2 separate regions of the Homo sapiens genome follow, and region 1 is linked to region 2. Evidence: read pairs that join two places in POLR2A ChIA-PET (ENCODE). Cell type or tissue: A673. All regions are shown on one strand. Each heading gives the region's core, and the rest is flanking DNA. Links, peaks and the distances in the headings are about the cores only. Region 1 has its middle 8.8 kb from the start of DNAL4. Region 2 overlaps GTPBP1 (GTP binding protein 1).

The links. ChIA-PET counts read pairs that join two places held together with the same protein. Peaks named below come from ENCODE experiments on the same cell type or tissue, not always from the same donor. Only the 100,000 strongest peaks of a DNase experiment are listed, where the experiment ranks them.
Region 1: POLR2A ChIA-PET joins it to region 2 with 14 read pairs; 5 of 35 experiments call an interaction of 5 or more read pairs at or near these places.

What each region holds. Positions count from the first base shown.
Region 1 is chr22:38,801,496-38,804,394 of GRCh38, forward strand. No RefSeq gene overlaps it. Among named protein-coding and RNA genes, the nearest start is that of DNAL4, 8.8 kb to the left of the region's middle. In A673, for the core only: no CTCF peak of the experiment used is centred there; DNase peaks (open chromatin) are centred at 936 and 1,476; H3K4me3 peaks cover 637 bases; H3K27ac peaks cover 2,383 bases.
Region 2 is chr22:38,723,662-38,726,560 of GRCh38, forward strand. GTPBP1 (GTP binding protein 1) reads left to right here. Exons shown (of 12, transcript NM_004286.5): 6 at 636-750; 7 at 2,345-2,489; 8 at 2,597-2,779. Among named protein-coding and RNA genes, the nearest start is that of GTPBP1, 19 kb to the left of the region's middle. In A673, for the core only: a CTCF peak has its summit at 1,499 (motif pointing right); a DNase peak (open chromatin) is centred at 1,490.

The DNA of each region.
Region 1 (2,899 bases), core at 254-2,753, 78 kb after region 2:
CAGGTGTGTGCGAGGGGTTCTATTTCCATGAAGGAGATAGGAGAACAGGTATTGATGTCCAACTAGCGCCTCTGCCACAGTGGGGCTTCGGAATAAGGCAGATGTGATTTCAAATCTCAGCTTCTCAGCTCTGTGATCTCAGCAAGTCACTAGACCTCTCTGAGCCCAACCCTCTTCATCTATAAAATGGGAAGGGTCATGAGGGTTGGATGGCATAACTTGCACGCAGCACTTTACGGGGGATTAAATGTCTGTCGCTCTCCTCTTTTCCCTCCAGCGAAAGGACTCATGCTTGAATTCTAGCCCTGTCTCTAAGGTTCTATGTGACCTAGACTCCTGGGTCCTCTTGCTGGAGGAAGAGGTATTTAAGGCTTGGCTGGAGGATCACTTAGCGGGAAGTTGAGAAGGAGATTTAAGATCATATAGGGGGCTGGACGCAAAGATCTGAACCTGAGATTATAGTATAGGTTTTTGACACCTGGGGTGAGTGTGTGTTGAGTGTTATGAAGCTTCTCCCGGGACAGCACACACACATGTTGCCCTACTCAGGCAAAACAGATAGACTTGAACAACAGCTTCTCTGTTCAGATACTGCAGGGATGTACCTCCAGTTCCACTATTTGAGTGTCACTTGTTTGTGTATATGGCTGCCTTGTTCTGGACTGAAAGCTCCTGGGAGCAGGAAAAATCATTATATTTATTGAGCAGCTGTTATTTGCCACTTGATTTATATTTTCTTGTTTAGTTCTCACTACCACCTAGCAAGAACAGTTTTATTGTCCCCATTTTGCAGATGGGGAAATTGAGGCTCTGAGTTTACTAGAGTCACCTGTCTCTCAGTAGCAGAGCCAGAATCTGAGCCCCAAACTGCATCATGAGAGCCCATTTTCTTCCTCCTGCACCATGCTCCCATTGCCTTGTTCATTTCCAAATCCCCAGCTCTCAGTATGGTTTCTAGAGCACAGGAAATGTTTAATGAATTCTTAAAATAGAGAAAGCCTTGTCGCCGGGAGTGGTGGCTCATGCCTGTAATCCCAGCACTTTGGGAGGCTGAGGTGGGTGGATCATTTGAGGTCAGGAGTTTGAGACCAGCCTGGCCAACATGGTGAAACCCTGTCTCTACTGAAAATACAAAAAGTAGCCAGGCATGGTGGTGCATGCCTGTAATCCCAGCTATTCGGGTGGCTGAGCACGAGAATCGCTTGAACCCCGGGAGGTGGAGGTTGGAAGCTGCAGTGAGCCGCGATTGCGCCACTGAACTCCAGCCTGGGAAACAGAGTGAGACTGTCTCAAAAAAAAAAAAAAAAAAAAAAAAAGAGAAAGCCTTGTGTGGACCAGAGTTGAGCGGAAGGGGAAGAGGTGTTAGGCTCTCCTACCCCCATCCCTGAGCACCTCTCACTCCATTCCTGACGAGGCAGTTCTCCAGTTTCCTGGGGGTTGCTTCATGCTAGGTCCAGATGACCCAAAGGTGGGGAATGTGGCTCAGCTGTAAGCTTGGATCCTTTCCCAGAGCACAGCTAGCTTCAGGCTAGCTGTGACAAAGTCTTTGTTACAGCTCCCTGGGGCTTGTTCTTGGAGCTCCCCACCCCGGGCACTCCCTAGCTCCCAGAACTTTCTCCCTGCCTTTCCCTCCCTCCCTCCCTCCCTCCCTTCCTTCCTTCCTTCCTTCCTTCCTTCCTTCCTTCCTTCCTTCCTTCCTTCCTTCCTCTCTCTCTTTCTTTTTCCTTCCTTCCTTCCTTCTCTCTTTCTCTCATTCTTTCTTTTTTTTCTTTTTTCTTTTTTTTTTAGACAGAGTCTCGCTCTGTCGCCCAGGCTGGAGTACAGTGGCGCGATCTCGGCTCACTGCAAGCTCCGCCTCCCGGGTTCACGCCATTCTCCTGCCTCAGCCTCCTGAGTAGCTGGGACTACAGGCACCTGCCACTAGGCCCGGCTAATTTTTTATATTTTTAGTAGAGATGGGGTTTCACCGTGGTAGCCAGGATGGTCTTGATCTCCTGACCTCGTGATCCGCCCACCTCAGCCTCCCAAAGTGCTGGGAATACAGGTGTGAGCCACTGCGCCCGGCCTCTTTCTCTTTCTCTCTCTCTCTCTTTTTCTTTTTCTCTTTCTTTCTTCCTTCCTTCCTTCCTTCCTTCCTTCCTTCCTTCCTTCCTTCCTTTCTTTCTTTCTCTCTTTCTCTCTCCCTCCCTCCCTTCCTTCTTTCCTTCTTTCTGTCTCTCTCTCTCTCTTTCTTTTCTTTTCTATATAGAGACAGAGTCTTGCTTTGTTGGCCAGGCTGGTATTGAACTCCTGGCCTTGAGTGATCCTCCGCCCTCAGCCTCCCAAAGTGCAGGGATTACAGGAATGAGCCACCATGCCAGGGCCCTTTCTCTTCTTTCTGCTTCACTGAAACTTAACCATCCTAAATCCTTATTTTAGAAGGAACCAATTTTTGGCTTTATTGGTTCTCTCTATAATATTTTTGTCTTCTGGCTGGGCGTAGTGGCTCATGTCTGTAATCCCAGAACTTTGGGAGGCCATGGGTGAATTACTTGAGGTCAGGAGTTTGAGACCAGCCTGGTCAACAGGGTGAAACCCCGTCTCTACTACAAATACAAAAATTAGCCGGGTGTGGTAGTGCCTGTAATCCCAGCTACTCAGGTGGCTGAGGCAGGAGAATCGCTTGAACCCGGGAGGTGGAGGTTGTAGTGAGCTGAGACCGCGCCACTAGTCTCCAGCCTGGGCAACAGAGTGAGACTCTATCTCAAAAAAGAAAAAAATTGTCTTCTATTGTATTAATTTCTGCTATTATCTTTATTACTTCCTCTACTTTCTTTCTGTTGGATTTACTCTTTCCAATTGCTTGAGATGGAGCCTTAATTGACTATCAGCCTTCCTTCTTTCCTAATGTATACATTTA
Region 2 (2,899 bases), core at 150-2,649:
GCAGAAATCTTGAGATCCTGAATCTGGCACCTCTTTTCAGGTGACCCCAGGCAGAAGGAGTTGGGCTCTACCAGCTAAGCTGGATATATACGGGGAAGTTTGGACAGAGGGTCTGATTACCTTTTGCCACCAAAGCTTTGACACAGGGTTGCAGGACTAAGCCTTCATGCCTTTCTCCCTCACTGCTAAAGATTGTAGAAAAGTATCCCTTTGGGAAGCCTCATAATAAGGGTCTCTGTAGACTTCTAAATGTCTAAGAGATCCTTTTTGTTGGATGAGATTTTTTTCCAGGAAGTAGTGCATTCTGAGAACTGAAGTGTGAAGTGAATTGTTTTTCTTGGGGACCCTCAAGTCACATGCTTACAGGAGGCAGGTCGTCTAGACACAAGAGAAATCTGCCAGGTTTCAGACGCAGAACCCTAGAAAAGAGGCCCCATCTGTGCTTTTCTTACTCTAGCAGCACCCAAAGTTTTGATCCTCCTTTTTGCTTCTCCAGGCATTGTGGCATTTAACACTGGTCCATCTATCTGTCTGTCTCCTGCTTGCATCAGTAATGAGTGGACCCATCTTGCTCTTAAAGCCTGGCCAAAGAGAAGGCTGTGTCCCCCTAATTCTGTTCCATTGCACCCTTTAAGAAACCCTGAAGCTGTTACAGCGCCTGCTGAAGTCACCAGGCTGCCGGAAGATCCCCGTGCTGGTGCAGAGCAAAGATGATGTGATTGTCACAGCCTCCAACTTCAGCTCTGAAAGGTAACGCGTGGGGAGCGCACACTTCAGACAGGCACCCTTGCAGGCAGGACCACAGTGAGTGATGGGCCTGGAATGGCTGTCAGTTTGGGCATAAGGTCTCATGAAAACACCACATCAACACCTCTCCCTATTCAGAGATCGGAGGAAATAGAAGCTTCCAATCTTAGCGCAGGGTCTCCCAAGCCAGCATTGTTGCCCAGGGGTAATATCACGTAACCCAGATTGTGAGGTGCTGGCATTCCTGGGGTTGGCATCCCGGCTGAGACTTCAGTGTCCTTATCTGTGAAATGGGAATAACATTCCCTTCCCTGTAGGGCTCCCGTGAATGTTGGAAATGAAGTATGTAGAGCACTTAATGCCCTGCCTGGCTGATGGATGGTAAATACACAGCCATTTTTGTAACTCAGTTTTTTATACTGTTGTTCCTCAAAAGCTCACTAATCAGATCAGTTTTGGCATTTACTCATTAATGTATTCTTTCATTCCATAAATATTTATTGGATGTTTGTTCTGCGAGACTCTTCATCTAGATGTTGAGGATTCAGAGTTGAATTGAACACAATCCTTGTCCTCAAGGTGTTCAGCTCCTTGGTGAGAGATGCTCTCTCGATAATGGTGAACTCTACTAACTCTGCCTGTTTGCCCAGAGCTTGGTCTATAGCGCCAGGCCCAGAGCAGCCTGGCTTTTTGCCTATGCCTCTGCCCTGATGTGATCTTCAGTACCATCAGTTAGCCTGCAGAGGGGGCACATTTCAGACAGCCCCATTTGAGCTTGTTGATATTCTTGAGTGCCTATTCTGTGCAGGCACTATTCTAGGAGCTGTGGGGAATGTGTAATTCGTGATCTCAAGGATTTTAATTCAGTCACCCTGAATAGGAGCAATAGAGGCCATTTACAGGACTCTGATGAAAAATCAGATGCAGTCATGTGTAATAGAGAAAAAGCTCTCCAGGAACTCAGAGGAGTCAAGAGTGTCCACCCAGGAAGGATTTCATGGAAGAAGTGGTATTTGAGATGAGCTCTGAAGGGTGAGAGGGCCTGGTAGTTGCATAAAAGGGAAAGAATTCAGGAAGGAAGGTCAGAGTGAGCAAATCCACAAGGGCAGAAAAGTTCCAAAGTTTTAGGAGAAGGGAGAGTTCTCTGGTGTGGCTGGAATATAGGAATTTGCGAGAAGTGAATCTGCAGAGATGGCTACAAGCCCAAGCCAAAGGGCTGTGAGTGTTGGGAGAGGGATTTGGGGTATCTTCTCTGTGGTGGAAAGGCGGTTAAGGATTTTAAGCAAGCATGCGTGTGTTTTAGGAAGAAGCAGTCATGAGGTTCCAAACTAGGGCAGTGGTGGAGGACAGAGAGGAGAGGACAGGTGTCAGAGACAGAACTGAGTGAGAGAAGAAGGCCTCAGAGTAGGGCTGGCCAGGAGCTTGCTAGGTCAGGGCAAAGAGGTCAAGCCCTTGGAGGCAGGTGAGGGAGAGGTGGAGTCATGAATAGTGGCATCTGCTCCTCGAGCCCTGTTGCTGCCCCTGGTCTGTGTCAGGGCAGGACCTGGTCTCCTGAGTGCCTCTCTCCTTTTTTCCTTCCTCTTCTCCCTCTGCTTAGGATGTGCCCGATATTCCAGATCTCCAACGTTACAGGCGAGAACCTAGATCTGCTGAAGATGTTCCTCAACCTCCTCTCCCCCCGCACCAGCTACAGGGAGGAGGAGCCTGCTGAGTTTCAGATTGATGACACCTACTCCGTCCCGGTAAGTGGCTCTGGGCGGGTAGCTGGGTGGGCACTTCCTACAGTGGCATCAGGGGGTGGGTCTGTGCTGGGGATGCACTTATGAGGCCAGGGTCTTCTCCTTGGCAGGGTGTGGGGACAGTGGTTTCGGGGACAACACTGAGAGGCCTGATCAAGCTGAATGACACGCTGCTGCTGGGCCCAGACCCCTTGGGTAACTTCCTGTCCATTGCTGTCAAATCCATCCATCGCAAGCGCATGCCTGTCAAGGAGGTGCGGGGTGGCCAGACAGCATCCTTTGCGCTGAAGAAGGTGAGTAGCGATGATACTGAACGCTCCCCTCAGACTCCATCATGCTAGGCTCTTGGCCAGATGCCCTGCTCACCCACTCTAGTCCTCATGGCTGCTCTGCAAGGTCGGGATTACTGGCTT